2 separate regions of the Mus musculus genome follow, and region 1 is linked to region 2. The links are chromatin loops, found by intact Hi-C in ENCODE. Cell type or tissue: left cerebral cortex. All regions are shown on one strand. Links, peaks and the distances in the headings refer to the core of each region. The heading gives the core; the rest is flanking DNA.

Region 1 (15,764 bases), core at 5,204-13,203, 79 kb after region 2:
AATACCAGAGCAAGCAATGAGGGCCAACCTTCCTGCTGAAGACAATGAAGAGCTCTAGATAAGATATTTTGAAGGGAAAACCATCAAGGGGCTAGAGAAGTGAGGAAGTCCTTAGAAACACTTGCTGCTCTCAGACAGGGTCTGGGTCCCATTGCCAGCACCTACTCTGGCTGGCTCACAACCCAGAGGATCTGATGACATCTGGGAGTACTGTGCCCAGGTGCACATACTCTGTCTCTTTGTCTCTCTGTCTCTATCTGTCTGTCTGTCTGTCTGTCTGTCTGTCTGTCTCTGTCTCTGTCTCTGTCTCTCTCTCTCTCTCTCTCTCTCTCTCTCTCTCTCTCATACAGACACAGACACTCATATACACCAATCATGTTTTAAAGACATAAAAAGACAGTTGGAAACTCAGATTATTTTTTTCGGGTTCTAAAGTTTAGAGCCAGAGAGAGGAGAGCATCAGAACGGAAATAGCCAGCCGGAGCTTGCCACAGTCTCTCCCTCCTCCCAGGCACGCACAGGGGACAGGGTGTCTTGGTGCTGCTTTGCAGAGCCAGGGAGGAAAACAAGAGGGGAAAGCAAAGGTCCTGTACTGGGGAAGCTTGTGTCTCCAAGCCGATCCTAAGACAACCTTGTATTCACCAAGGGTTATCTTTGTAACCGTATCTAGAATACCTTCGATTAGTCCTATGTCACCTGGACACAAGCTAGAGTTATTTGGGAAGAGAACAGACCCTAGTTGAAAAAATGGCCCCGCCAGATTGGCCTGTGGACAGTCTCTGGGGCTGGTGCCACCCTTGGGTGGGTGCTCCTGGATTGTAAAAGAAGGCAGGCTGAGCAGCCCAGGAAGAGCAAGCCAGTAAGCAGCCCCCTTAATGGCCTCCTCATTGATTCCGGCCTCCAGGTTCCTGATGTACTTGAGACCCAGCCCTGACTTCTTTGAGTGATGGACATATAATCAAAAGAAACCCTTCCCTCCCCCAGATTGCCACTGGCTATGGTGTTTTACCAGAGCAATAGAAACTCTAAGACAATACACAACTGAGGGGCTCCAAACTCTCAAACCTCCCTTATATTTTTTAACCTCTATTTTTATTTTCCATATATGGTTGTTCCACCTGCACATATGTCTGGGCACCATATGCTTGCGCTGCCCAGAGAGGCCGAAGGAAGGTACTGGATCCCCAGGAGGACTGGTGTTACAGAGGGCTGTGAGCTGTATGGTTAGTGCTGGGAACCGAACCCAGGTGCTCTGGAAAGAGGTTAACCACTGAGCCATCTCTCCAGTCCCCTCATGCCTTCCTTCTCAACCTTTAGACACCGGCAAAAAAATAAATGGAAAGCTTTCAAGGAAGGCATAGATCCAAGACTGGCATGGGAGAACCAGCACCTGGCTTTCCTCGGGTAAACATCTTCATAGCAAGATGTATGAAGCATAGCGGCTGCTAATTTAGGACATACCTAATGACATTTAGGCTGTAAGTGGCCCCAATTGGCCTGTCACACTGCTAAGTACAGCTGTGGGGATAGACTCCTGGGATGACAATGCCTCAAACATAGTGCAAGCCTTTATCTATGAGCAAATGACTTAAGGGATAGACACATTGACAGCTGTCCCCAGGAGGTCCCTGTCACAATTCTCCTCCCCGTTGTCCCACCGTTTTCTAAGCTGTTTGACGCCGTTGGTACAAGCCCTTGACATTTCTTGATCATTTTATAGAGTTTCCTTCTTTACCCATCATGTTCTGTTGATTGGATCAAATAGAGAAATAGTTCGTCCTGATCTGAGACCTGGGGGGTCAGTTATGTGACCTTAGAAGCAGGGAACACAGAGCACCTCACTCCCCTGGCTCCTGTGTTTTTGCGACAGGTTGTATGCTTCTCCCTTTAGCCCTGCCAGACTGCCCTGCAGTGGTCAACTGTTCCTCAAAAGGCCATCAGTTTTGTCAACTGAAGCTCACTAAAACATAGACATTTAACTTATGTGTAAGTAACAAATCCTCAAGAGGGGACAAATACTGATTAAAATACTGGCTGGCTTTCATTAATGGGTTATAGAGAGCAGATGTGCCTGCAGTGACCTGGCCTCTGTGATACCCTGCAGCATCCAGGCCTGCATCCATGGTGATTTCTTCAATCCCTTTCCTCTTACATTATCTAATGGCTCCCAGTGGTTTCTGGGGGGGTAGTTAGGGACTTTACCTGTATGATACCGGGTACTCCAGCCATTTTCGTCTCTACAGTTTCAACGGAAAGCATGCTCAGAAAGGCTGTGCTCTGTGGTTGGGAGTAATAAATGCTCACAAGGTCTTTCAACAGGAAATAGCATCAAAAAGTGCCCTGCTAACCCTTTTCCAACGCGATAGCAGGCCAGGGCTAAGGGCTAAGCATCCTCAGTTAGAGAGGAGGGGCCTGCTCAAGCTGGTCCACCATTCAAAATATAAATAGCTCTGGGAGGAGAGGGAATGTCTAGTGACAAATCTGGGGTCCTTACCACTCTTGAAAATCCTCTGCTGGGATGTCTCTCTGCTTCTCTGATTGGTCACTTAGAACTTCATAATTCAAGCATGGCCAGGAGGTGACACTTGTGACTTTGATCGGGCCTGTCATGACTCATGGATTCTATCCTTATGGCTGGCTCTAGTTGGCAGTGACAGAGCCAGTTAGAGTCTGAGACGATACAAATGCTCTTAAATGGGCCGATTTTCCGAGCAGCTGCCATTAGGAAGGATTTTGTTAAGAATCATGACTGCCATCTTAAGTGAATTACTATGCGGGTCCCTGGAATTTAGTAACCTTTGTTGTGATTCCGTTTGGAAGTTTGCCAAGAAGACCGAGTCTCAACACATCTGACTATATCTGTACTTTCAAGGGTTAATCATTTACCAGTTTAGCTAAATTGAGTCATGATATGCTAATTAGCTCTTCGGAAATAATTACATTGTTTTGAAGTCTTAAATTGGAGACTATGTCAAATGTCTCCTGGACGCTTTCCTTGAAGTGTTAAGAGAATTACAAAATCATGAAACATTCTGCCACTTAGTGAATGCCTGCAGGACATGGTGATTTCTTTTTAAATGAAGGCATTTAAAAAAGGCAGAATCAGAAGTTGTTAGGTACATGAATTATATATATATATACATATACATATGTATATGTATAAGTATATGTATAAGTATATGTATATGTATATGTATATGTATAAGTATATGTATATGTATATGTATATGTATATGTATATGTGTATATGTGTATATGTGTATATGTGTATATGTGTATATGTGTATATGTGTATATATGTATATATGTATATGTGTATATATGTATATATGTATATATGTATATGTATATGATGTATATAGGCCAGTGTTTGAGTTGAAGGGAGACCTATATAGTCAAAAACAACCCAGTTGCTTTGGAGTATAGTCTCAGTTTCTCGCAAGGCAAACACTGCTTGGCCAGGCCCATGGCCCCCTGCACCCCAGTCTCAATGGTTTAAGAGCATAGGAGCTTTAATCACCCACAGGAAGCCCGCTGTTCCAGAGCAGTTTGTGGAATTGGCTCCCACTCTCCAGCCCCGCTCCCTTCTTAGCTATCAGACTCTCAGGATGTGGAAGGGACAGCACAGGGAAGACCACCCAGACCACTATTGTCTTGTGGTGGCAGGCCATTCCTTACCAAGGATTCTATTGGCTGAATGTGACAATCTCGATGGCTGCTGGGATCACCAGCTTCACTTTTTGTTGTTGTTGTGGTGGTGGTGATGATTTTGGTTTTTATGTTTGTTTGTTTTTGGTTTTTTGTTTTTGGTGGTGGTGGTGGTAGTGGTTCTGGTGTGTGTGTGTGTTTGTATGTGTACATGTATGCGTGTATGTCTGTTTATGTGTGTTTATGTGCATATATATCTGTATGTATGTATATCTGTATGTCTGTGTTTGTGTGTGTGTATGTGTGTGTATGTGTGTGTGTGTATGTGTGTGTGCGTGTATGTGTGTGTATGTGTGTGTCTGTGTGTGTGTATGTGTGTGTGTGTGTATGTGTGTGTGTGTGTGTGTGTGTGTGTGTGTGTGTGTGTGTGTGTGTGTATGTGTGCTGGGCATTGAACTCAGGGCCTTACACATGTACTCAGATGTATTTAGCTATGAAAGGTCCAAGCAACATAAATAAGAATGATATTCTCTTTCTTGAACTCAGATTGGCTGTGTCACTTGTTTCTCCGTTATGTCTTCAGCACCCCTCATCAGTGAAGGAAGGTATGGGTACTTCTTTCATTTGTAGCAGATTGGGGCTCTCTGACATAGGGCGTGTCACCCCTGAGCCTGCTCTTTGTAGGCAGACTATGGGCCTTGCTTGTCTCCTTTGCCTCAGAAGACTGGGAAGCTCAGGACAAGCATTCAGCCCCAACCGACCTCCGTGGCACACGGGGGGCTCTCCACGTTCATCTTTCTCCATGATTGGTTCAGACTCCGCATCCCTATCCCAAACTGGCATGGCATACCCCAGGGTCTTTTCAGTTCTTCTTCATTGCTTCCCATCTGATTTGGGGTGTGTTTTATTGAGTAGTTTTCACTTCACAGAAAAGGTTGATCTTGAAAACCATCTTGCACACCATTAATAAAAACCAACACGTTTATATGAAATGTTATAACGTACAAACCCTCTTCCTACTTGCAGTGCCCCGGTCCACCAGCCCTGGAACGGAAGATCTCAGCCCTACATGTTAGGTCTGGATTTCATCATCAGCTCTGCCAGTAGTCAAGACATTTTCTCAGACTGGCTCCCAGATGCCCTAGCCTCTGCCATCACCATACGAAAATCCAATTGTGAGCTCGGCAGTGAGCCTGTTCTGGCTGGAAGTTGCCACTGGACCAGGGCTGCTTTTCTGGGAGCTTCATCCAGAGGGGTGCGTGGCATTTGCAGAGGAAGATGAAAGGGGGTGGTGGAGGGCAAAGAGGGGACCTGGATGGAGGGTCTGCTCACAACAGGCGATGATGCCCACGATAGCCTTGGGGGGGCCCTCCGTGGCAGCAGTTGGACCTGGTTTGTGAGTCTCAGGTGTAATTAGGAGCTGAAATTTTATGACAGCAGTTTGCCATTTCTTTGAGGGAAGAATAAGTTGTGGAGAAGCAGGTGGGGCTGGTTAGAAGAGCAGAGCTCGGGCCTGCACGCATCTTAGGAGCATCACACAGTGGAGTTTCTGAACCAGAGGGCCAAGCTGGGTCTGAATAGCTCTGATGAGAGTCAGGATTTGCTGGGCCAGAAATACTCACTTCTTTTAACTCTCCTGCCACTTCTCTCAGTGGCTAATCACACCCCTGCCACTTCTCTCATTGGCTAATCACACACCCTTTCTCTTACCTACCCTCTCTGGCTGTAGATCTAGAAATGGCATGGTTTCCAGTAACTAATGCATGCTAGCGCCATCTTCTTTGAGAAGAGTCCCAAATTTGCTTGGGAACCAAAGAGAGCTGTAGGACAGTTAACAGCTTCCTTATGATTTTACCTCTGTTTGTAAGAAAGGTTTCCTTTAATCAAATGACTCTGCCCATTTCGCATCACTCACAACCCATTTCTTATCCTTGTACAGAGAGATTATACCATGAACAGGCCTTTAAGTACCAAATACAAGCAAATTTCCTAAATTCATATTCCTGATATGGCCCAGGCTCTTGGTTACAACTTGGCCTAGGCCTTGGCAGGTCTTAGAATTTCAGCCCGGTGTCTTTATTCCAAAGCATCTTGTTCTATGAGTGCTCAGTCACTCATTGGTTCACTAGTTGGCGGGTGCTTTCCCGTAGCACCACAGAAGAATTATGAGCGGGGCACACAGGGACCTTGGCTCTACAACTGTTACTGTCTGGAAGAACATTTCCAGAATGGAACAGCACAAATTCAAAAGGCCCATGGAGAGTTGCCCAAGAGGCATCGTGCCTTCCCATATGGAATGCCAAAGCACTTGGGACAAAGTATTGTTTTCTTGGGGCAGGAGAGATGACTCAGTGGTACTTCTTGTGGTGATGGGTTCAAATCCCAGCAACCACATGGTGATGGGTTCAAATCCCAGCAACCACATGGTGATGGGTTCAAATCCCAGCAACCACATGGTGATGGGTTCAAATCCCAGCAACCACATGGTGATGGGTTCAAATCCCAGCAACCACATGGTGGCTCACAACCATCTGCAATGGGATCCGATGCGCTCTTCTGACTTGTATTAAGACAGAGCTGGGGTCCAAGTCCAGAGGCTGGGATGCCAGTCTGAAGCCTGGTGTTTGAGTGTGAAGACAGGCAGTTACAGGCTTTCCCCTTTCGCAGGGAGTTTGGTCTAGCTCTATTCTAGCTCTGTTCTGGTCTTGAACTGAGGGCTTGAGGCCAATCCAGAACGGGGAGGACAATGTGTTTTACTGTCTGTCCCATGGTAACTGTACCCAAAACGCTTTCATAGAAACGTCCAGAACACTGTTTGACTTCCTATCTGGCACTTACACCCCATAGGAGCTGACCCATGACAGCCCCCAAACGCTTCCCTCCCCTCCCCACCCCCCCACCCCCACCCCGAATGTTTCCTACAGCTTTTGGAATTTTCAGTAAACAATTAGGCGACTAAGAGACAGATGCAGGGGAAGGTGCTGGCTGCCAAGTGTGAAGACCTGAGCTCCATCTCCAGGACCCACACGGAGGAAGGAGAGGACTGACTGCAGGAAGCTTTCTTGTCATCTCTGCTCACGCTGCCTCAGGACTAGCTATATGATCCTGTGCAAGCTCCTTAATCTTCTCCTGCCTCAGTTTCCTCACAACTGAAGTGAGGGGTTGGGTGGGGGATAACAGCTGCTTTTGCTCGGATGAAGCTGAGCAGATGGGATGAGAGTCGAGCTGAGCTGACCCCTGCTGCCTTAACTGACGCAAATCTCGGTGCTTTACACCCACAGAGGTGCTATCTGTCCTTGTGGGCTGACTGACAGTAGGTTCCACAGTGTCCTCATTCAAGCCCAGGAGAGAGAAAGAGAGACTCCATCGCCTGTGATGGTCGTTTCTGTGGGGGGAAGGGGAAACTGAGGCATCACGCAAGAGCTCTTAATGACTTTTTGTCCCGAATTTCACTTCTGCTCGTCTGCGCATTGGCTAGGGATAGTGAAGCAATCCCACCTTCCTCCTGGAGGCAAGAGAACCGGGATTCTGGCAGTCCTTCTGGTGAGCACCACAGACCCTGATCCCTCAACTCTACAAGCAAATTCTACAAGCAACTCTACAAGCGAATCGTCTACAGCTCTGCGTTTGGAGAAGAGCCACACAAAAGAGGAGGAAGTGGATTCTTGTAGAGGGAATAGGAGAAGACTGGGGGAGGGGAAAGGGTAGGTATGCCTAGGAAGAGTGGGGCTTAGATCCTGGGACTGAGATAATGAGCGATATTTATGAGTCAGGGGTTCTGAGAGTGAGAGAGCGGTGCCACTTTTCAGTGCCCTTTAATTTTGTTTTATTCTGTTGGCCCACCAGGCTAAAGATAGATGGCCCACTCGTGGGGCAACAAAGCCGAAAGGGGCTTCCTGGACCGTTGCTGGAAATATGCAAATATGCACCCCAACTCTGCCGGGAAATCCTCTCTCTGCTTCGTCTGTGGATTGGGATCCAAACATCAAACTGCTTTTATTATAAGCTGTATAGCTCAGTAATAGCACTAACACTTGCCTGGCAGGCACAAGCCCACAGTTTGATCTGCAAGATCATGTCTAAATATATGTCCACTGTTCAACTGTATGCTTCTTTATGGACCACTTAGTGGACTTCTTAGAGTGTTGTTCATGGCTTCAGAAGAAATTAAACACAAGCTAGCTTCTACTCTTAGTTATAAAATGTTTTGCTTTGCCAGGCACGGTGTCATGCACTTTCAATTCCAGCACTTGGGAGGCACAGGCAGGGGGATGCATGCCTGTGCGCCACATGTGTGCCAGCAGAGACCAGAACAGTCTGGACTGGAGTTACAGTTGAGAGCTGCCATGTAGGTGCTGGGAATTGAACCTGGGTCCTAAGGAGCAGCAGTCAGTGCTCTTAACTGTTGAGCCAGCTCTTCAGGCACAATTTTTTGATTTGGTTGTTGTTTGTTTGTTTGTTTTAGAGAAAAGGTTTCTCTGCATTCTGGAACTCACTTTTTTTTTTTTTTTAAACCAAACCAAGCTGGTTTTGAACTCACAGAGATCTGCCTGACGCCTCCCTGGGTGCTGGGATTAGAGACATGTGCCACCTCTGCCTGGCTGTTGGTCATTTTTACTAGCTAAATTTCATTTTTATAATATTGAATTTGCTTCTCCTGTTCCAAGATTCTGACCAAAGCACCACACTTAATCATCGTGTAGCCTCACTTTGTTCTGATTAATATGAAAATATCACATTGACTCATTTGTGAGGACAACCAAGTGAATCTGAATTCAAAGCAAGCCCAGAGACTGGAAACTTAACATTCCAAGAGCAAGCAAGATTGCCCCCTAGTGTCCAATGTAGATAACAGCATCCTAAACAGCTCACTGAAGAATGAAGGAGACAATTGGATATTTTGTATAAAAATGTCAAAATGGGGCCCAGCATGGTGCTACACACTTTTAATTCCAGCCCTTGGGAAGTACAAGCTGGAAGACCTCAGTGAGTTCGAGGCCAGATTTATCTACACAGCAAGCTCTAGGATAACCAGGACTAAAGAGATCCTGTCTCAAAAAAAAAAAAAAAAATTAAATTAAAATAATAAAAAATAGAGTGGCAAAATGGATTTGTAACAGATTCCTTCGCCCATAATCCTTTTAAAGACAATATTTATATAATAAGCACACCGAGGGCTACCTAAGGAAGAGTAAACTCTCCTGTCTCTTATTTTCTCCAACCTAGTGGAAGGAAGCATAGGTATTAGAGAAATCCCTTCAGTGTCTGGAACACATCAGGCTGTAAGTGTATACTCGATGCAACTGAGCATCAGGACCAGAAACAAGTGAGACCACCTGGCAGTGAGTTCTTCTCTCCCTTAGTTAAAGGGGTAAAAGGCAGGGGGGCTGGCACGCTGTTGAGTGGATGTTCTCATTGGCAAGCTCCCAGGCTCCCGGGGCAGAGAGGCCCCGACTTAGAGACCATGACTCTAAGGGTTTGGGCTTTATTTGGTTTTAGGGAGTCCTACCCGGAGAGTCCCTTCCTCCACACTTCTACTGGTATAAAGTTGTCTGTGTGCCCTTTCTAGAACAGGGGCTGGGTCTGTTTCAGAAACTGTTGGTTGGCTGGGGTAAGAGTGGGGTGCCCTAACCCTTCTGCAATGACAGATCTCTCTCTCTCTCTCTCTCTCTCTCTCTCTCACACACACACACACACACACACACACACACACACACACACACACACACAATACACACACACACACACACACACACACAGAGGCAAAGGGAAATGGGCTTAATTTCAGTAAAATACAAATTTACTGCTGGAGAATTACTATCACTGGGGCAGAAAACACAGACAACACCCACTTCTCCCATCCTGGGGTTCACAGCCTCGCATGATTTCTGAAATGGGGCGAGAGCACAGGTGGTAGAGAGAGACCTCGTGATCATTTCAGCACACCTGGGCATCTATTCATTATACTCTACTGAAGAGCAATTCGAACACCATTGTAACCCTAATCCCCCGCGCTGTGAAATCTAATAGTCCCGGGCTACCAGTGTTGGGGTGTGGATGTCTTTAGAAGGCCACAAAATTCTGCTTCTCGTGTTCTCCCTCAATACAAGAATTTAGTATTACTTATTTTCTTAATCACTTTTAATTTCCCTCAAATTCTGCCTTTATACTTTCATTTTTGTGCAATTTGAAGTCTTTTCTGGTTTGGCTATTGATCCCTAGGCTGGTGTTTTAAATTTTCCAGATATTTGTTCTTTTCAGGTACTTTCCCATAGTTGACGTCTGCTTTCATTTCTTACAGCCAGAGAACATACACTGTATGGTTTCAATACTTCTAACTGCATCCTTTTCTGCCCCAGCATGTGACCTTTGGTGAAAAGCCCACTTGCTTTGATGTTAACAGTGACTGCCTTCAAGACTGTTAATTTTAGCAAATGGATTGTGTTTGAGAGTATCGTACATCCTCAGGTAATTGTATGTCAAGTAATTTTAGATTAAATGCTGGGCATTTTCAATACTAGACTACATATTAAGATAATCCAGCATTGTTTTATTTATATCAATCTGGACAGGTTCAGACCTAAAGTTCTGGACCATTTGCTGCAGGTCTGCCCAGCAGGGCTTAGAAAACTGGATCTGTCTCTCCTGTGACCATTCAGTAAACTACGCCTTGGCACAAATTGAACCTGTTTCCAAAATCTGCAGGGCTCTCTCAGGTCTGATATACATATTTGTAGTTTAGAAGGGGAGCCTGAAGCTTGTGTTAATTAGAAACAAGAAAAAGAGTTTGGTGTGGCAGTGCACATCTTTAATCCCAGGACCTGGGAGGCAGAGGCAAGTGGGTCTGAGTTTGAGACCACTCTGGTCTACACAGAATTCTAGGCCAGCCAGGAGACACTTTCTCAAAACATTAATAAAAAAATCAAAACAAAAAAGGGGGATTTGTTCCCCATCTCTGGGCTTCCCTCTTGTCTCACAAAGGCACCCCCCTCCTCTGGACAGAAATATCATATTTCCTTTGGAATTGACACCACATCATGGCTATTGCATAACTCTGGCCATTCTCAAGAGAGGGAACTAATGGAAACCGGCCCCTTCCCGCTTCCCTGTCCTGGAGAGAGGGGCTCCCATCCACTGCAGCTGGACTGGTGGCACTACTTGCCTTCAAGGCTTCTGTGGAGGGCTTTCCCACATCCTCCATGAGAGAAAACTCCTGACTCACCAGCTTCATAGTAGCAAAGACATGGCTGGAGCAGGTGTGAGTGCCGACCTTGATCTCAGGATGAGGAGAAAAGGGCAGAAATGGAAATCCCTCCACTGTGGACTGACTCCCTTCTCCAATCGGCTCTTACTTACCCTGTGTTGCTATTTGCCTTGTGTTCAGCAAATTTCACTCAGTGGGGTTTTGGTAGTCTGGTAGAAATCCAAAGTGCCACTATTTTTCAGAGCCCTCAATTGGAAGCAACTGCCTTTATTGGAAAGGGCAGACGAATGCACTTACACGACGACATGTAAAAGCTGTGAGAACGAGCAAGCCACGGTGGGTGGCTGGTGAACCTTGTTAAGTGGTTGAATGTGAAAGAGTTTTGGCCTTCAATCAAGGAGAAAATACAAATGGCTTCCCTGTGGCTCAAAACTCTATTATCAGCGTCAGGTGTAAGGACAGCTTCAACTTGGGGGATGGGAACGAGCGCTGTCAGACTTTCTGGGTGCTGGGGCCTCTCATCTGCAAGGGGTTAGCGAGAATTCTTACCGATCACTGGCTACCTTCACCTTTCTGAAGATATTTTAGGCATCCATTTAAGAGCTGTTTGAAAAATGAGCCCCTTTGGTTGCTGATGACAGAACCCGAGTAGAAACGGCCCACGTTCTGAGGAAGTGCAGAAGACTGCCAAGGGGAGCGGTGCTGTCCTCGTGGGCACCACAGGGGACCTAGGATGGTTGCCTTACATTGTATGCACGCTGCATTTGTGCTGCAGATCTATTTTGTGTTTGCTCCTGAACTGGCTCATACGAGTGTGCCGCATGTGTGCTCTGGCAGAGGAAAAGGTTGCCTGCTCCACCTTTATGGTTTGAATGGGTTTTTAATGTGAATTTAACTCAAATCCAATTACTCCACTAGTGAGGTACCTTAGAATTCGGGGGGATGCTAACTTTGGTACTGTTGGATGCAGGACAGAGAATTCTGTGTTCCAGCAGCCCTCCTGGTTACTTTAAAGTTGAACTCAGACTCTCTTAACTCTCTGATGACATCTGTTCTCTCTTGTAGAAGTCTTTTTGGCTCATGAGTTGGGGAAGATGGCTCAAAGTGCTTGACCCATAAGCATGAAGATCTGATCTGGATCTCCTGTAAACAGCTGCAGCACAGGCTCGTAACCCAAGCACTGGGGAGGCAGAGACAGGAAGATCCCTGGGATCGGCTGGCCACCTGGTGTAGCTTAGTCAGCAAGCTCCATATTCAGTGAGAGACCTCGCCTCGAAAGCTAAGGTGAAGGGGGAAGATGAAAGACAGACAGACAGACAGACACATGTTCTGTTGTAGAACTGCCACTGCATTCAATACTGTCAGCCCATGGCTTGGAGCCTGGGTCTGGTTAAATCAAGATTCAATAAGCAGCCAGGAAAATGAACATTACATAAACACCTGTATATTGTTTCTGGAAGCACATCTGTCTCACCAGAAGTCTACGCAACTTAGAACAGTTTTCAATGATTCCGGAGCCCAGAAAGTTAACTGGCAAGCACGACTGATGTCAGTGTCAGACAGAAAACAGCCTCAGACTTCCAAGGCCGAATTGAATACCAGCGTAACTGATTTGCCTTTCTGACTCACCCTAGTCTTCTAATTTCTGAATTGTAGAACTGTAGGCAATCATTTGTCATAATTATCGCTTTCTGTTTATTTCTTAAAGCAACAGGTATATATTAAATATTAATATTTAAATAGTAAAAATTTTTATTGTAATCCACTTATTATTGGATCACAATTTATTCATAATTGGCAGTTATAAATATTGAGAACTTGCGTTTTGATGCCTGTTAATAATTTAAGACAATATTTAATATTTTTACAATTTTCTTGTGGTAAGAATATTCAAAATACCTTTAGTTATTTTGAGATGTACATTACTGCTGATTATAAAATTCCTTCATGTGCAGAACTGAATTTAGGCCCCCTTAGCTATAGTTTGATAAACGTTGACCAATCTTTCCTAAGGTGATCTAAAGTATATGAGAATTGGCTTGAATTCATGTGTAGTTCACAGTCTTAGTAAGTTGTAGTAAATCTGGCTGCTGTCTTACTTAGCCCGCCTGTACGTCTGCTCAGGACTATTTTAAACTGCAGTCAGAGTGCTCCTTAAACTGTGCAGTCATCGCTAACACTGATCAGGTTGGCCCCAAACTCCTACTTCTCCTGCTTTAGTACTAGGATGGCGGATTTGCTACGTCAGACGGCTTCCAAATGAACATTAATACAGCAAGTGTTTCAGTGGAGATATACATGGCTTAGACACACTTCTCATTCATAACTGACCAAAGTATACTGACAATTATTATTCAAGTTGTTCTTTAAGTCTTCAGCTGTCTTGAGAGAAGAACTCCAATGTACGGTATCATTTTGTGTGTCATCATCAGTAAGATGCAGGTGTGAGCATCTCATCGCCTATGGAACAAGCAGAGCACATTGACAAGCACAGGTCTCAGTCGTTCCAAACATAAAAGAGCCGCACGATCACCTAAAAGCAGCATGTGGCTTAAGAATGCATGGAAGGGGGCGGAGAGATGGCTCAGCGGTTAAGGTCCTGAGTTCAAATCCCCAAAACCACATGGTAGCTCACAACCATCTGTAATGGGATTCAATGCCCTCTTCTGGTGTGTCTGAAGACAGCCACAGTATACTCATGAAAATAAAATAAATAAATCTAAAATAGATAAATAAATAAAGAATGCATGGAGGTTCCCTGTTGGAAACCTTTAGGTAATACCTCCTGTTTTATAGACTTTCTAGCTACATAGCAATTCAGAGCAGATGAAAAACCTCCAAGAACAAACCAACCATCAAGTTAACTGTGATGGCTCCAAATGACTCAACTATGAAAGGAGGAGAGTGACTGTAGTGACCCAGCCCAGCTGCGGGTCAGGATCTGAAGGGCAGCGAGACTTGGGTCTGTGTGTGCTTTAAAAAACCAACTGAGAAAGTTACGAAGACCAACTGTAGGTAATGGGGCTGGGGGAGAGAAGAAATCTTGCCATATCCAGAAATTAATAAAACACTTGGAAGATAAATATAGATTTAATAATAAACATTATGGTCAGGCTGTTTATTAAGGAGGCAACCACATATTACAAGTTCAGCTATAGAAATGTTTGCAAATCAAACTTCATGTGATCTAAAAGGACCATGCATCATACTGTCAAAACCGGACACCTGTACAGTGAGTTACGTCAATCTGAACATACATAGTCTAGATCATCCTAGAGGTATACAAACATCTGGGCCACATATGTATTTAATCTTCTTTGCTTTCAAAAAAATTTTTTATATCTATATATAAAAGTGATGTTCTGAGATAATTTAAAAAAGTATCTGACATTTATGAATGGTCCCCAGTTTTACAAAATGTGATTTCCAGGGTATGAAAACTGAGAAAAGTCAACTCTTCAGAGAGTTTTATACAAACAAGTTTTGTAGAAAAATGATTCAGCAAATGCTTGAGTTAAGAATATTTATATTTTTCCAATTCTTTACACTTTTATTAACACACTTACAAAAAATAACATCCAAACACTGAGAAAATTAAATAACTTTGGAAGCAGAGGTCATAGCTTCTGCTGACATACAAGTGACAATTCTGGGCTGTTGGCACAAAATAATCAACATTTATAACCCTACTACTATATATCAAACATAAGTTAAAATCATAGGCACTAGTTCATCAAATCCACATTTCTTCTGTACTACTAACCACAGTAAATCCTTAGATTTTCCCAAACAGAAAAACCGGCAATACACAAAGGCTTTCTAGTAAGAAGGCAATTTTTCTCTTTAGGAAACTAAAAGCCAATAATCTGTGGTAGTACAGCAGCAGCTGAAATAATATCACCAAACTCAGATCCAAAATACATTTTTAAACAAGTGATGAAATAGTTTAATTAAAAAAAAATAGATATTTTTTCTGATACAGCCATTTAAAAACAATGTTAAATAACCTGAATATTCCTTTTGAAACTGATTATCTAACTTAAAAAATGTAATAGATGGTTCATTAAAGTTCTTTTAAATTATTAGATTGCAGCATTTATTATTTCTTTTCAACTGTTACACTGAACAGAGACCTGCTTGCTGTGTGCACATGTGACTCTACAGAGACAGCGGCTACTCCTTTGTCATTTATGAGACACACCGCACCAAAGTATACGTTCCATCTTTCTTGGAAAAACAACAGTTTTTTAGTTCATCATTATGGATAACCGTGAGCCCCTCCTTTCCCTCTCATCCCTTCCAATGCAAGGACACAAGGTCTTTCACTCTACACTCTAGTTCCGGCACTGGCACTGGCGCTGTTTGTGCTAGCGAGCTCTATGTCTCCCTGCTGCTGGTCCAGCGTCAGCAGTGGCAGACTGGGTCTCTGTTATTAACTCATGCTTTCCTGAGCGGGAAACTTTCCTTCCCTTTCTCTCTGCATTTCTACTTGCACCTTACAGAACACCTCTACTTACAGGAAATGAGTTCAAATCCCCACCTTTATGTGACCCAACTGCCAATATTTAAAACTGTCTAGATTAAGTATTTAAAAAACAGACCTCATTATAAAAAATGAGAAGTCAGCTAGAGTTATAGTTTGCTAATAATCCGATAGAAATAAACCAGCTGATTTCAAGGGGTATATACACACATATGCCATTAGAAAGCAAGTACTCAGCAAAGTAGAGTCGGATGACTTGTTACAAACCATGAAAACGCTGATGTAAGGCAGAATCTAAGTTAAAGGGGACAGTATTTTAAAAAGATACTTCATACAGTAATTCAGTTTAAAGTGGATCGACTCCCACATAATAGAGCATTCTGCCGATCACGAGCAACAATACAACTGTCATCACCAGAGATTTTATAG
Region 2 (15,764 bases), core at 4,903-12,902:
GCTCCAGTTCTACCTCCTCTAGTATCAGCTTAGGAAACAACAGCGCTGCCATTTCACACCTCCACACCACCCTCCTCGGCGAGGTGGACCTCTCAGTGGAGCAGGATGGAAAAGTCAAAACCCTCATGGAGTTCATTACCTCAAGGTAACCGGGCGGCTCTCTCCATCCCAGCATCCCCAACATCCCATGGCATCCCCAGCATCCCTGGGGCCGAGCTAGCTTCGCTTCTGTCAAATGGCACAAGCCAGGTTTAGATTTTTCTGAAACCCTGTACTTTGAAACACACAAGTTTTTATTGTACTTATACATATTGTATATATATATATATATGACTTTTGAAAAAAAATACATATGGTATGTATATGACTAGATGCCAGAGATAACACTGTTATATGGAGTCATAATAGTCTAGTCAGTCAACCAGCAAATACTTTTTTAGGGCCTGCTGCATTCCATAATAGATAAATAGATGCCCTATGGTGAGAGCCAAAACTTCTTTACCACTGCCAAACTCACCGTTTTCTCAAAGTCCTGATGGGTAATGCCCAGAAAAGTGATTTCTACACAGTGCTAGAGAACCTGCAAAAATTCACACTGCAGAGCCTTGAAAACCAGGCCCATGGTTATAAATTATATTTAAAAAAAAATAAAAGTGTTGGCTGGAGAGTTGGCTCCGCAGTGGCCGAGGATACAGGGTTTGCTCACAGCCCTCTGCTAACTCCAGTCCCTGGGGATCTGACTTCCTCTTCCAACCTCAAAGGGCCACAGGGATGGCATGTCTTGCATATATACACATGCCTGTGCAACACACATAAAACAATAAATAACCATTTTATATGGGTTTTGCCTGTGCGTATGTCCCTCTGATATCTACCCAGAAATTGGGAGGTTAGTTTTTGTGGGAGATCAAGTCACGAAATTATGAAATGTAATTAGGGACTAGGAAAAATGACACTGAAGGAAACTACACAGGAATCCTAAATTTTAAATTTCCCTTTTCTATAAGCAGTCCTCTCATCGGGCTAGTCTGTCACCTTCTTTGGCCATCTCTGAGCTCCAGTCCTGTCTCCCAACATTTGCTGTGGGCCCATCCTTGTCCATGTGCTTAAATAATAGGAGTAGGTTGTAGCCCGTGATCTGATGAGTTCAGCCATCTCCCACGTGTCAAGGCGAAGTAGGGGCAGCTAAGGGCAAGAGCTTATGCCAACTCTAGACAAATGAATGTCGCTGTCCCCTGTTTTCAGAAAACGAGGGCCCCTTTGGAACCATGAGGACGTTTCTTCCAAGAACCCTAGCATCAAGAGTGCTGATCAGCTCGCCACGTTCCTGAAGCACGTGGTTTCCGTCTTCAAGCAGTCAAATGCAGGTACCGTCTTTGATGAATACACCACGCCACATTTGATCTCCATACAATGTCTGTATGGCTGTGAGGCCCAGCTAGAAGATTGGAAACTAATATTCTCCTATGTACACATTTTAAGAAAGATTTTCTTGTTTAGTATGTGAATGGTAACAGATGTATTGGTAAAGAAAAACTAGTAGTTAAAAATAAGATTTCTACCCATGGCATAGTCACATGGCTGACTGTAAAATTGTATAATACAATTTAGAGTTATGAAAAATGACATTAAAGCAGTGGTTTTCAGACTTTCTGATACTGCAACCCTTTAATTCAGTTCCTCATGTTTAGTGACCTCAACCATAAAATTATTTCTATTGCTACTTCATAACTGTTGCTTTGCTACTATTGTGACTCATAAATACCTGGTATGCAAGATATCTAATATGTGACCCCCAAAGTGGTCATAACTCACAGATTGAGAATCGCTGCCTCAAAGGGAAATATACAGCAATTATACATTTTAAAATCCTTTGTATGTAAGTCAAGTTTTCTGCAATTTAAAATTTACCACATTCTGACAGTCTTGGGAAAAGCAGCATTCTATGCAGACATGGCACTTGCCTGCTAGGAATAGGTTCTGCTCCTCCTTACCTTTGGCAGTGCCTAGAGTCATTTTTGTCCTCATTGTATAGTTGGCAAAGTAACTAGGGTGTTACTAAATACTATTCACTACCTAGGAAGGACATCCCTCTTTACAGTAAACTACCTGTTCCCAACTGTCAGCATGTCCGAGGGTGAGACCTAAGACATCCTGGTCCCCAGGATCCCTTCCCTGGAGATCAGAACAAAGATCTCTCCCCAGTGCAAACACAGTGCAATCACTGTACATAATTAAACTGTGCTCTGCAGGGCACTGGTGGTAACATGATTAGCGTCTGGCTACAAGTCTCCGAGTTGTACACAGGCACCCATGGTCTCCCGTGTCTTCTCAGAAGGAATACACTTGGAGCGTCATCTCAGCGAGGTGGCCCTGCAGACGGCCCTTTCGTGTTCTTCCCGACACTATGCTGGGCGATCCTTCCAGATTTTCAGGGCACTGAAGCAGCCCCTGTCTGCAGACACACTCTCCGATGTCCTCTCCCGGCTGGTGGAGACTGTAGGGGACCCCGGAGAGGATGCACAGGTAAGGTGCTTTACTCCCTCCTTTTGGGCAGTTATCAGCTGCTCCTAGGAGTGAAGGATTCACCCTCTGCAGCCAGATCCACACAACAGCTAGTTAATTACTGATGTCAGTCAGCAGCAGGCCTAGCAGTAGGAAGCAGAGTGAAGCCTCCTGCGGACTCTTTAAGAACCTATTTAGATCCTAATTTACGCCTATTAGAAAAAGCTTTTTCAACACATACATCTGCACCCTACCTAGATCTCACTCCATTGTCACAGAGGTAGGAGTGTTAGAATGTTACATTTCAATGGGAAGAGAGACAGAGTTTCATTTTTAAAGATAAGTAAGGTATGACACTGGAGAACTCTTTTGTTTGTTCAGCTGGCCCAGTGGGTTGTTTGATTTTTGACATTGGATCTTCAGTGACAAACCAGACAAGGTCTTGGCTTTCTGGAAATTGTAGAAAGAAGGGTTTAATCTACCAGCAACAGCCCACACAGTCTTACTTAATAGTAAATGCCATGAAGTACCAAGGTATTGATTTTAAGAGCCATGGAGAAGGGAGATCCAACCCACACACAATTACCTAAGTGATGATCTCTAAGGAGAGGCTGAAGGGAGCCAGGTCCTGTGAATATCTAGGTTGAGAACATCTCAGAGAGAAAACCAGGAGTCAGAAGCACAAAGGCCCTGTGGCACGAACAATAAGTCTTTGAAAAACTAGCAAACACTGAGAGGCAGGGGCCAGACATAACCAGTTCAGAAGGCAGAAGCCCGTATAGACTCGACATCTCACTTAGTGGAAGCCTCTCCAAGGTTTTGAGAAGAGAAAAGAAAGTATATGTGATATGATTGGCTTTATTATTTTGGAGGAGGGGTGGCCTCTCGGAGCTGTCTAGGTGGCCTCCTTTGCAGGAGTTGAGGGGCCAGGTAGAGTTGGAGAGGTCTAACAGGAGGCTGTTGAAAGAGTCCAGGCTGAAGTTGTACGTTCCACTCAAAGAGACTGACTACAGGAGGTGTGGGGAGAGAAGTTAGGGTTAGGGTATATTTTAAAAGGATAATTTCAAGACTTGATGACAGGATTCAGTATGCATATAGAGATAGTAACAACGATAGTGCCAAAGACTTGTGGCCTGAGCAATTTGTGGCAATTACGATGCCATTAAAATCAGCCCACGCCATTAGCCTGAGGAGCGCTCACCAATCAGCAAAGTCATGTTGCTTAGAAGGTTAATTATTGTGTAACACAAATGTGAGGTTGAGTCTATTTTTAAATCTCCCCTGGAAGTCCATTGCCATTTAAAAAAAAAATGACAACTACAACAACAACAAAAAACCCAGAACGTAATTAATGACAGGCTGTCCTTTGCCCCTAGGGATTTGTGATTGAACTGCTTCTCACCTTGGAATCTGCAATTGATACCTTGGCTGAAACCATGAAGCACTATGACCTGCTGTCTGCCCTCTCTCAGTAAGAACTTACAACCAGGCAACCCTGAATGCTGGGCTCACCTCCCAGCCCCACCCCCAGCATCTAAACGTGACTGTGGTGGCAGTGGGCGTGTCTAACATCAGTAGTGTGGGTAAACATCCCAAGAGTTCAGATAGTGCAAGATGGAGGCCTGCCTGCAGGACCCGGGAAGCCCTGGGTTTGATCCCTACCACCGAATAAACGTGGTGCAGTGGCTCCTGGCTGTGATTCCATCACTTGGAAGTTGGGAAGAGGTGGGTCAGAAAAGGAAGGTCAGCCTCGGCTGCATAGAGTGCTCAAGACCAGCCTGGAATACAAAAGGCCCCATCTAAAAGAAAAGACGGGGGAGGGAGAAGTCAGATGGGCTTAAGAGATGGCTCACCATCAACTCAGGTGGGAACTGAATTCAGTCTCCCATACCACAGCCTCCCCACAACTCCAGCCCCAAAAGGTCTGACACCCTCTTCTGCCATTCGAAGACATCCACAGAAACATGTGCATTATATGTGTGTGTGTGTGTGTGTGTGTGTGTGTGTGTGTGTGTGTGTGTGTGTGTATGTTAAACATGGAAAATGCTTACAAGTGAGAACCACCCTCGGGGAGGACTTTGCAGAACGTTCTAGAGCTGATCTTGGCAGTGCTCTCTCTTCCAGTTCCTAATTGAGGACCTTTTTACAGTCTAAGGAGGATCCACCAGCAAGCCCCATTGCTGTCACTCACAGCAGGGTGCAGTTACTCCCCGGGTGGTCCCTCAGGACACCTGCCTTTACCACAGTGCCACTTTCCCCAGAGCCACTCACTTCTCACTTGCTCTGCCTTGTGGCTCTCAAGCAGCTAGTCCCTGAAGTCCCTGTCAAAAGTCACCTCCTCCCTAAGCATTTCCGACTTCTCTTGCTAATTAATTTATCTTTGGGATTCCTAATTTTCCTTTATATTTTACTGATAACTATTAAAAGGGTACTTACTTTCCTTCATAGGTTTTATCTACTGCCCTATCTTTTTGCACACTTTTGGGACATATATAAAAGTAATTAATTTTAATCAGTTGGACATGCAGAAGAGGTAACAAGTCTGCATGCTTGGGTCGCATGGAGAGAATGTGGGATTGGGAGCAGGAGAGATGTAAGCATTGTCTAGTCCGACAGCCATGCTACAGACAGGGTCTGCTTTACAGGTAACTTGTATACTCTACCCGGGGCTGAGCTACTACTCCAGTAGTAAAAACCTCTTCTGAGCTCACAAGACACAGCCCTGGCAGAAGAAATCTTGTTGCACTTTTTGTTTTTATGTTGAGGCAAAACTGAAATCTCAGGAAACAAAGTCAGATAAAAAAGTTACCTTTTCAGACTTTAAGAATAAATTTAATGTAGCAAAATGGACTTCTTTTCCTGTCTTTCTTTCTTTTGTTCTATCATCTATCTTTCTACCTACTTATCCATCTATCCATCCTTATCTTTTTTTTTTAAAAGAACTTCCCTATTCACAAAGAATGCCTTAAAATCCTATAGCACAGGTATTTTTTTTTAAAGGTTTATTTATATAAGTACACTGTAGCTGTCTTCAGACACACCAGAAGAGGGCATCAGGTCCCATTACAGATGGCTGTGAGCCACCATGTGGTTACTGGGAATTGAACTCGGGGGACCTCTGAAAGAGTGGTCAGTGCTCGTAACTACTGAGCCATCTCCCCAGCCCCCTCCATCTCTTTTCTTTCTTTGGTTTTTTAGATCCTCATACCACGATCCTGTCATGGGAAACAAGTATGCAGCTAACAGGAAAAGCACTGGCCAGCTCAATCTAAGCACAAGTCCCATTAACAGCAGCGGCCATTTGGGATGCAACGGGGACACAAGAAGTAACTCTTTGAGGTTAAGTCTAGTTGGTGACCGCAGAGGTGACCGGCGGCGGAGTAACACACTGGACATAACGGATGGACGGATAAACCACGGTGGTAGCTTGGCGAGGACTCGAAGCCTTTCCTCGCTGAGAGAGAAAGGTGTGTACGACACGCAGCCCCCGACGGAGCCGAGCAACCTGATGGCCACCATCTTTTGGATAGCAACATCTCTGTTAGAATCCGACTATGAATATGAATACCTCCTGGCTCTCAGGCTTCTGAGCAAACTGCTCACCCACTTGCCTCTGGATAAGTCAGAGAGCCGGGAGAAGATCGAGAACGTACAGAGCAAGTTGAAATGGAGTAACTTCCCCGGCCTTCAGCAGCTCTTCCTTAAGGGCTTTACCTCAGTGTCTACCCAAGAGATGACCGTGCACCTCCTCAGTCAGCTCATTTCCGTCTCCAAACACACACTGGTGGATCCGTCCCAGGTGTCAGGTGATGTTGAGAGTCTGTTACTATCCTTACCTTTTCAGGGTGTGCCCTGGGGGGTTGGAGATTGAACCTAGTTTCCTGCCAATGCTAAGCAGACATACAGCCATTGAGCTCCATCCTCGGCCTAGAAATTGCTAATTTCTGCATCATCATCATCATAATAAATATCAACAACAACAACAACAACTTTTCATGTTAGATGAATTATCTGGTAAAAATTTATAGGATCAGATACCACATAAAACTGAATTTCTGTAGACCATTTAAACCTGCCTTTTAGCTTTCTAAATATTGTGCAATAAAGTTGGTTCTTGTTTGCTTTTTCCCCCCCACCGTAGGCTTTCCTCTTAACATCCTCTGCTTACTGCCTCACCTAATCCAGCATTTTGACAGCCCAACTCAGTTTTGCAAAGAGACAGCTAGCCGGATAGCAAAGGTAAGCAAATGCGAAAGGCCCGGTCCCTGCGGGCAGGCGCTGTCCTGCCCGGCAGGTCCTCTCTTCCGGAACTTTGCCTCTAATGTTTATTCTGTCCATCACAAGGAGCTACAGCAAAGCCAGTGAATAAAAATATCAAATTACAGTGACCCTCCTGAGTCTTGAGTCTTTTTCTGCTCCTTTTCCTACTTTTCTTCTCTACGACTCTGTCTGTCTGTCTTTCATTCATTTATTTACTGGCAAAGCCAGACCAGGCCCTGGGCTGCCATCCTCACGGGCCATGGAGCGGGGACACAGGCATGGAAGCAGAAGCCAGCCTAGAGTCCGGTGAGGCTCCAGGCAGTGGGAACAGAGCCTCTAGGTCACAGACAGCAGAGGTCTCTAGAGGAGGGCCTGTCTAGGCTTGGACTGATGATCAAACAGGAACCACCAAAGTGAAATTCCTGAGTGAGAAGCTACGAGGGGACCAGGAACTGAAGTTTGCTGGGCAGAGGAAATTGCATGTGCAGAAAGCTGGGGGGATGCTCATCTGTTAAGAGAGCCCTTGCTGCTCTTGCCAAAGACCTGAGCTCACTTCCCAGCCCCCACACACTTATAGCATGTGCACATGCACACAGACCTGAGCTCACTTCCCAGCCCCCACACACTTATAGCATGTGCACATGCACACAGACCTGAGCTCACTTCCCAGCCCCCACACACTTATAGCATGTGCACATGCACACAGACCTGAGCTCACTTCCCAGCCCCCACACACATATAGCATGCGTACACGCACACAAATTAAATAGAAGTATTAAAGGAGAAAACTACCTGTGCAGAGTCCCCCAAAAGACAAGCCATAGTATATCTTGAGTTTCTTAAAATCCTTTCTACTTTTTTCTTTTTAACCCTTTCTTTTGTCTTTTCTCTCTGCCCCCTTATTTTTCCTTCCCACCGCACAGTTCCGAAAGCAGTAGTATAGCTATTTTTATATCATCTGTTAAGGTGTTGGAAACGTATGTCTCCTAATGTCATAAAGTATGATTGACATTTTATACTTTTAATAATTTCCTGTCTGAATAGCTTTTTAAAGATGAGATTCCTATTTATACATGTATGAATCTGTGTGCGTCAGCCGTTGTTCCTTGGAGGGAGAAGTTTTCAAACTTCAAACATACAATTACAAATAAAAGGTAGCTACGTTTAAAAAGAATACACAGCCCGCAGTGAACGACGCGACTCGATCGGGGAGGAGGCAGTGAAGGACAGCTGCAAACTAGAACCCCAGGAGGGAAAGCCGGAAAGTTCCCAGAGAGGAATAAGTAAACTGCCTTTTCTTATAATCAGTGATTCAGTTCAGGAGCAGCACAGGAAGGGAAGAGGCCAGCAGCAGGTACAGCCCAGTGAAGGGAACGTCCTGTTGTCAGGTACGACGCCATTGAGTGCAGAGCCATAGAGAGCGCTACGCAGCAACAAAACACGTCAGCAGGAAGGGAGAGCCTTAGCGTTACCCTGCCAGATAATACAGAGGACGAGAAAATACAGAGAGCTGGTCAGGGTGGCACGAGCCTGTGGAAGAAGGATCATCTCAAGTGAAGGGTGCCCCGGTATCCCCAGGGGGTTATAGGACAGCCAAGGGGTGGAGTGAGACCCTGCCTTTAAAAACAAATCAGAAAAGATAAAAGGTGTATTAAAGTATGGCATTGAGTCTCTCCCTACTTGAATTTCTAAATTTATTACAATTTATTAACTATGAAGAGATTCTTAAACAGCCAATTGTAGATCACTTAGCTTGTCATGGTTAACAGAACCATATCCTAATTTCTTAAACATGGTAAACCAGCAGGGTGGCTCACGGCTGTGACCTCAGTGCTCTAGAGGCTGAGAAGGAATTTTGTCGTGAGTTTGAGGCCAGCTGGGTTACATGGTACGTTCCAAGCCAGCCTTGGCTACAGAATGAGAAAAAAGAAAAAAATAAAATCTAAAATCCTGAGCTGGCAGGATGGCTCAGTGGGAGAAGGCACTTGCCTCCGACCTGCACAACCTAAGTTCGATCCCTACATGGGTAAAAGGAGAGAACCAACTCCTGCAAGGTGTCCTTTGACCTCCACACACTCACACAGTAAATAAAGAAATGGAGTGAAATAGAGAAGTGTATATGGTAGTAGAAAAAGATGGCACAAGGATTCTTATTCTTGATTTCTCTTAATAAGTTCAATAGAACGTTAAGAATTTGACAGAAAACTGATGGTTTGAAATGAAAGGATATTTTGGAAAATATCTGCCTAAAATATGTAGCATTTTCACTGACGAGGATTTAAGATGATATAAAATTTTTTAAAAATGGCTTTCACTTTAATATTCCAATTATGCATCGTTAGGAAAATACAAACAAGGTCTCTCCCCACCCCCCCGCTGAGGAGCTTGAAAGAAGACATGAGGGGAAACTATATATTGGCTTAATTGGAGTTTTTAAGGGAACAAAAAGCTCAAATAGGAAAACAGAAGCATCTAAGGTGCAGCCGGAACAGTAGCCAACCCACTGAGAAGCCCAGCCCGGCCTGAAGGATGTCACAGCCCCTGAAGATAGAGCTGCTGGTGTCCTGACCTCATCAGGACACAGGAAGTCCCCTGTGATTTATCATTTTTTTTCTTCTAAGAATCCAAATTAGGCTTTCTGTGATTGCTAAATTGTTTTGAAGTGGGCTTTCTCCTGCACTGTAGCACCGGATGGCTCCCTCTGTGTGTGCTTTTAGAAACCTGCGGGCTGTGGGTTAAATTGATTTCCTCAATTTATTCTCTCACTTGGAACTGTTGAGAGTAATTTTCTGCTATTATGTGCTTCCTCATTATGCAAATATCCCTGGATCTCTGTTTGCGCCCACGGAGAGCTCAGCAGCTCACTTGGGCCAGGCAACGAACGCGCTTTCATTATGGCAGGAACCTTGCCAAAAAGTTTGTTACAGACATTTATTCTTTTTTTAAGTCACTGGATTGTATTTTAACCTGATGTTTCTAAGTGTCAAAATTTATTCTTAAGACATTTTCTTTTTTATATTGCCCAGGAGTCCTCTCCCATTTCAAAGATAAATGTTTAACATTTATTGTTGAGGAAAAAGTACCCTTTCGTAAGAACTTAGTTTGTACAGCCAGAGGTGATGGCATACACCTGTAATCCCAGTGAGTTCAAGGCTGGCCTGGGCTACATAACAGGGCTCAAAAACAAACAAAAATCTCCAAAGACCGTTTTATCGTTCAAGAAAGTTTTCTAGCAAGGATATAAACAGTCATTGTGAAGTTATAAGATTATATGACTTTTAAATAGTTCATTAGGTTAGTCTTGGTTGAAATAGAAATGAGAAACCAAGGTTCCCCTCCCCCCATCTTCTCATGGTTGGCTTTATGGATAATGGATTAGATAGTTGAAAATCATTATTAAATGATTTCGGGTACTGCATTGGCATTTTCTGCAGTCATACATGCATGCCTTTATATCTCCAGCATGGATAATGGCAGAGAGATGGACTTAAGGCCCTTCAAGTCTATCAGTTGTCCTCTGAACTATTAGATTAGTTAAATAAATAGTTAAATATGTGTATATTTCAGAGGCAACATTTCTCTTTACTAAATGCTGTAGGCAGTTGTGGAAACGGATATAACACATTAGGAGTAAATGGAAGAACACTCTTGAAAAATGAAAAGAAGAAAACTGAAATAGACAGTATGACAAGGCTGGTCTTCATGATACATACACATGTACATGCATGCATATATACATACATATATGTTTGTACATACATATATACAGACATGTAGCACATACATACATTCATACACACATATATACACATATATATACACATACACATATATGCATATATATACACGTATATATGTATATATATATACATGTGTGTGTATATGTGTGTGTGTATGTATGTGTATGTGTGTGTATATATATATATGTGTGTGTATATATATGTGTGTGTGTGTGTGTATATATATATATATATATATATATATGCGAAGGCCCTTTTCCAGTTCTAGTTTGTTATAGCATCTCCAGAAGAGGCTAAAAGACATCTTCACTAGTCACCCAGGGAATAAAGGAACTAAGAATATGAATTTAATCAGTAACCCCCCCTCCCCTTGCAAAGGCCATTCCCCATTCCATAGCTCTGTGTCAACCTGCTCCTGGAAAGTTTGGCTTCCACCAGGACTGGCCAAGGAACTCGGCACTTAGATAATTTCCTGAGGAGCAGTCAGATGGCCGGTGTGCAGGTTGCTACCAGTGGGCATACCACAGCTCCAGTGTGGTCCTGTGACTGTCACACAGGTTGGGACTGTCAGCAGTAACTAGTCCATGAGATGCCCTGACACAGCAGCCCTGAAGCAGCCTGAGAATCTCAGGTAGAGCCTGCCTGCTTTTAGGCTCTTGGGCACCAGAGCGCTTTGGGATTCGACAAGACAGACGGAAAGTCAAGAGTAGGGCTTATGTACCCATAGACGGCCGTTCACCAGAGACCATGTTATAGACTGTAAACACCATCCAGTGTAAAACCCAGACAAGTGCTGGCACATCAGTCCTCTTTCTGGTCTTCCGTCGTGGTGGCTCTCACCCTTCCTAATGCTGCACCCCTTTAGTACTGTTCCTCACGTTGTGGTGACCGCTGCCCCCCGCCCCCCAACCATGAAATTATTTTCATGGCTACTTCACGAGTGCAGTTTTGTTACTCTTGTGAATCATAATGTCTGTATTTCCGAGATAAGGGCTGAGAACCACTGTTCTGTCGGCATTCTCTTAGCAGTGCCTTGGTCTTTCCCTTTCCCATTTTAACTTTTCTGGCTTTAAAAAAAAAAAAAAAGGCCCTGGAATTTTAATGTGCATTTCAAATGATAAATTTTAAATGAATGCGTTTAGCCTAATGCAGGTTTAAGTTGTGGACAACTGGAATAAGCGCGTGTGTTCTCCAGGTCTGTGCGGAAGAGAAGTGCCCGACGCTGGTGAACCTGGCTCACATGATGAGTTTGTACAGCACACATACCTACTCCAGAGACTGTTCCAACTGGATCAACGTGGTGTGCCGGTACCTGCACGACTCTTTCTCAGAGGCGACCTTCAGTCTTGTGACTTACCTGGCAGAGGTGAATTTAGGCGGTTTTGGACCTCTCGGTGGTGACATTGTCAAGTGGCTGTTGAGAGGGGCAGTGCTGTGGTCCTAACTTGTCTTCGAGTTGCACTGGATTAGAGAGCACATCAGAGAGGACAGAGCAGGGAAGATACAAATGCTGCTTTTCAAGTGCAAAAGAGGTTTTTTTTTTTTTTTTTTAATTGGATGGTTTTTTTTCCCAATTCTAGTATCTAGAATCATTGCCTTAGTCGACATGGAAGTAAATGTCTATGTTAGGATTTACTGCTGTAATAAAACACCTTGGCCAGAAGCAACTTAGGGAAGGTTTATTTTAGGTTACAATTCCACATCACAGTCCATAATTGAGGCAGTCAGGGTAGGAGCTCAAACAGGGTGGGGACCTGGAGCAGGAGCTACTATAGAGGCCACAGAGGGGTGTTGTGTACTCTTGCTCAGCCTGCCTTCTTATAGACCCCAGGACCCAAGGCTGTTGTCTCGCCCCCCCCCCCCACACACACACACACACAATGGGATGGCCCACATCAGTCTCTAATTAAAAAAAAAAAAAATGTCCCACAGGCTTTCCTACAGACCAATCTGATGGAGGCATTTTTCTCTACTGCTGTCCTCTCTTCCCAAATTACTTTAGCCTGTGTCAAATTGATATTACAAACTAGCCAGCACAGTAATTAATGGCAACCTTTATTACGGGAATTATGGGAACGTTGTGGGTGGTGTTTTTCCTGGAGAAGAGGCACAATTTTTATTTCTTCAAAATTTATAAATACTTGGAACCTGGCCTGAGACCTGCAATCATAACCGTCAAGAAACTGGGGCTGGAGGTTTGGGAGGGTAGCCTGGGCTACACAGTGGGTTCCAGGAAGGAAGAGAGGGAGGGAGGGAGGGAGGAAGGAAGGAAGGAAAGGAGGAAAGGAAAGGAAAGGAAAGGAGAGGAGAGGAGAGGAGGAAAGGAAAGGAAAGGAAAGGAAAGGAAAGGAAAGGAAAGGAAAGGAAAGGAGGAAAGGAAAGAAAGGAAAGGAAAGAAGACAGACTCAAGAGAATCAAATCTTTTTGGAGGTTTTTTGGTTGGTTGGTTGGTTTGTTTGTAACTGAAAGGTATGTTTCTTTCTAATGGTCAGAATGTGTGAAGTGGCCATCCAGAGTCCAGGAGGCAGTTACTCATTCAGTTTTACAGGATTAAATCTTGCGCAAGATCATTTAGCTGCTACATGGCTTTGTGGATGGTAGCTTATCGTTCTTTGGTGACTGCAGCATAGCTGTTCTTTCTTTAACCTAAAATAAATAGTATCTATTTATATATTTATTATTGAAGACTGTGACTGACATGAGAACCAGTTACCCCTCCTTACAGAAGGAAAAGTAATGTAGATGCCTGGTCGTGTTCCCTGATCTCCGATCATTTGAGCAAACTGACAGGTTAAACCTACTACGTTTCTCAGCGCTGTAAGTCTGCTGCCAAGTTTTTGTTCAACCCGATGAAAGTGTGCATTTCAATGTCGTCCTCAGCTGTTAGAAAAGGGACTGTCCAGCATGCAGCAGTCGTTGCTACAGATCATCTACAGTCTGTTGAGTCACATCGACTTGTCTGCGGCCCCGGTCAAGCAGTTTAATCTGGAGATCATAAAGATCATTGGCAAATACGTACAGGTGAGTGACCTCGTGGTTCACGTGCAGCATCGCTTAACTCGAATACTCTATGAGCCTAAGAACTCTGAAGCATCTTAGATACACAAGGGCGGGGAACACCAGTGATGTTTCCAAATCATTTCTACACAGAAAACAGGCGCTATGCAAGTGGCACAGAAGCACCATCTGGGTGAGCGTGGTGGTGCAGGGCTTTGGTTAGATTTAACTCACATTTCTGCAACAGCTATAGAGGGTGTACGTATGCAAACAGCAGCAGTAGCCATCTCTGAAAATTAAGGCTGGGACTTACATTGCTCTTTGTATGACTCTCGGCGTTGGTGAGATAACTATATATTAGATAAAAACAAACTTTTAGAAACAGAAGGGTGCTTTGAAAGTCTGTACTTTAAAGTTGGCGCTTATATGTCAGGAAGTGCCAGATATTTAGAAAGCAGAAAACCAAACTTTGTTTAAATGTGAACGGTGATAAAGAAAGGCGCTCTTGTATAAATACCAAGAGAGGGACTAAAGAGATAGACGGCTCAGCTATTAAGAGTGTGTCCTGCCCCCACCCCAGGCAGCTTACAACTGCTGTCTGTCCAGAGCCAGAGGATCCAGTTCCTCAGCCTGGACTCTGAGCATTTGCAGGCATGTGCACATGCACACACACCACATAACTAAAATATATTAGTAATTAAGTATCCAAAGAACAGATTCTCTGAGAACCTTCACGGATGGCTGTTTTGCATTTCACCCCACCAACATATGCAGTCACTGCAGTAGAATTTTAAAAGGGAAATACTGAGCTCAACCGTTTTGTAGCCTAACCCCAATCGGAAATGAATCAAATTGTATGAAAATGTTTCTGAATCCTTAGGCTCCATGGCAGAGGTGTTTTTAAAAAGCTTTTCCCATATAATCTTTTTAATATATATAGTTTAATGAATATGAGGGGCTGGAGAAATAGCTCAGTGTTTATGAGCCCTGGCTGCTCTTCCCGAAGACCCAGGTTGGAGTCTCAGCATCCTCCTAGTAGCTCAGGACCATCGGTGGCTCCAGCTCTAGGGGATCTGCTGCCCTCTTCTGGCCTCCTCAGGCAGGGCACACATGAGTTGCAGAGCCATACATGCGGTCAAAAATTACCCATATACATTAAAATAAAAAGAGAAAAATCATTATGAATTCTTTGCTAGATAATGATTCTTCGGCACAGACACTCTGCCGTGTCTGTTACTCGTAAATTATGTTGGAGGAATATATAAAACTAAGAAAAGCTCCCTCTGAGGGGCAGCAGTGCCTGAGAGTGGTCATCCCATGTTGGGGCCCAGGTAATTAAGAAACAAAGTCCAGGGGCTAAGAGATGGATCCCCAGTTAAGAGCACATGTTGCTTGTTCTTAGGACCCCAGTTTGAGTCCCACCTACATGGCAGCTCACCGCTGTCTATAACTCCAGTTCCGGGGAACCTAACACCCTCTTTTGGTTTCTGTGGATGCTCCACCAATGTGATGTAGAGACATGTGCAGGCAAAGCCTCCATACACATGAGATAAAATAATAAAAACTTTTTTTAAAAGTCAGAATGTGTTTTAGTATTTAATAATACATCTAAAACAAGTATATTTAAAAACCTTTTATCATCTATTTAATATTCAACCTTGAAGCGAAAACGTCACCTCAAAAGTCCAAATGTATGGGATTCCTTGTCTTTAACAGCCAGGACTCTGCACAAGACTTTGCCAATTAATGATTTATAAAGGACTCCCTGAGAGGAAAACAAGGTCCTCCAATGGGGGGCATCATTGGATCTATCGAGTGTGATAATCTAACCCTACTGGTAATAACTGAGATTTTCCTGTGTTTTATAACTCAGAAGACCTTCTGTTAAAAGATCTGGCAGGAAAAATGAATAGTTTTATAGCCATCTCACAGCAACGCCGTTCTCACAGTCGGTGGTGTACGCTGGGGGTTTTATTCCTCTCCATGCACACTCATAACGCTTGAGTTGATTCCTTCTGAATCCAGAGCCCGTACTGGAAGGAAGCCCTCAACATCCTGAAGCTGGTGGTGTCTCGCTCTGCAAGTCTTGTCGTCCCCAATGACATCCCCAAGGCCTACGGAGTGGACGTAGGCTCTCCCGAAATCTCCTTCGCTAAAATTTTCAATAACGTCTCGAAGGAGCTGCCCGGCAAGACCTTAGATTTTCACTTTGACATCTCTGAGGTAAGACGCCCCACCATCGAGACAGTTCTGTTAGGAGCT

What was found. Peaks named below come from ENCODE experiments on the same cell type or tissue, not always from the same donor. Only the 100,000 strongest peaks of a DNase experiment are listed, where the experiment ranks them.
Region 1: a loop joins it to region 2, with 2.7 times the contacts of the local background. A loop is called at or near these places in 20 of 42 quality-filtered maps.

The regions. Positions count from the first base shown.
Region 1 is chr5:72,977,003-72,992,766 of GRCm38, reverse strand. It overlaps Slain2 (SLAIN motif family, member 2), which reads right to left. Exons shown (of 8, transcript NM_001113423.2): 8 at 13,926-15,764. Among named protein-coding and RNA genes, the nearest start is that of Slc10a4, 22 kb to the left of the region's middle. In left cerebral cortex, for the core only: a CTCF peak has its summit at 8,483 (motif pointing left); a DNase peak (open chromatin) is centred at 8,473.
Region 2 is chr5:73,055,486-73,071,249 of GRCm38, reverse strand. Fryl (FRY like transcription coactivator) reads left to right here. Exons shown (of 63, transcript NM_028194.2): 42 at 1-145; 43 at 1,246-1,367; 44 at 2,336-2,526; 45 at 3,882-3,976; 46 at 5,704-6,311; 47 at 6,647-6,744; 48 at 11,701-11,871; 49 at 13,386-13,526; 50 at 15,528-15,725. Among named protein-coding and RNA genes, the nearest start is that of Slc10a4, 56 kb to the right of the region's middle. In left cerebral cortex, for the core only: no CTCF peak of the experiment used is centred there; a DNase peak (open chromatin) is centred at 9,604.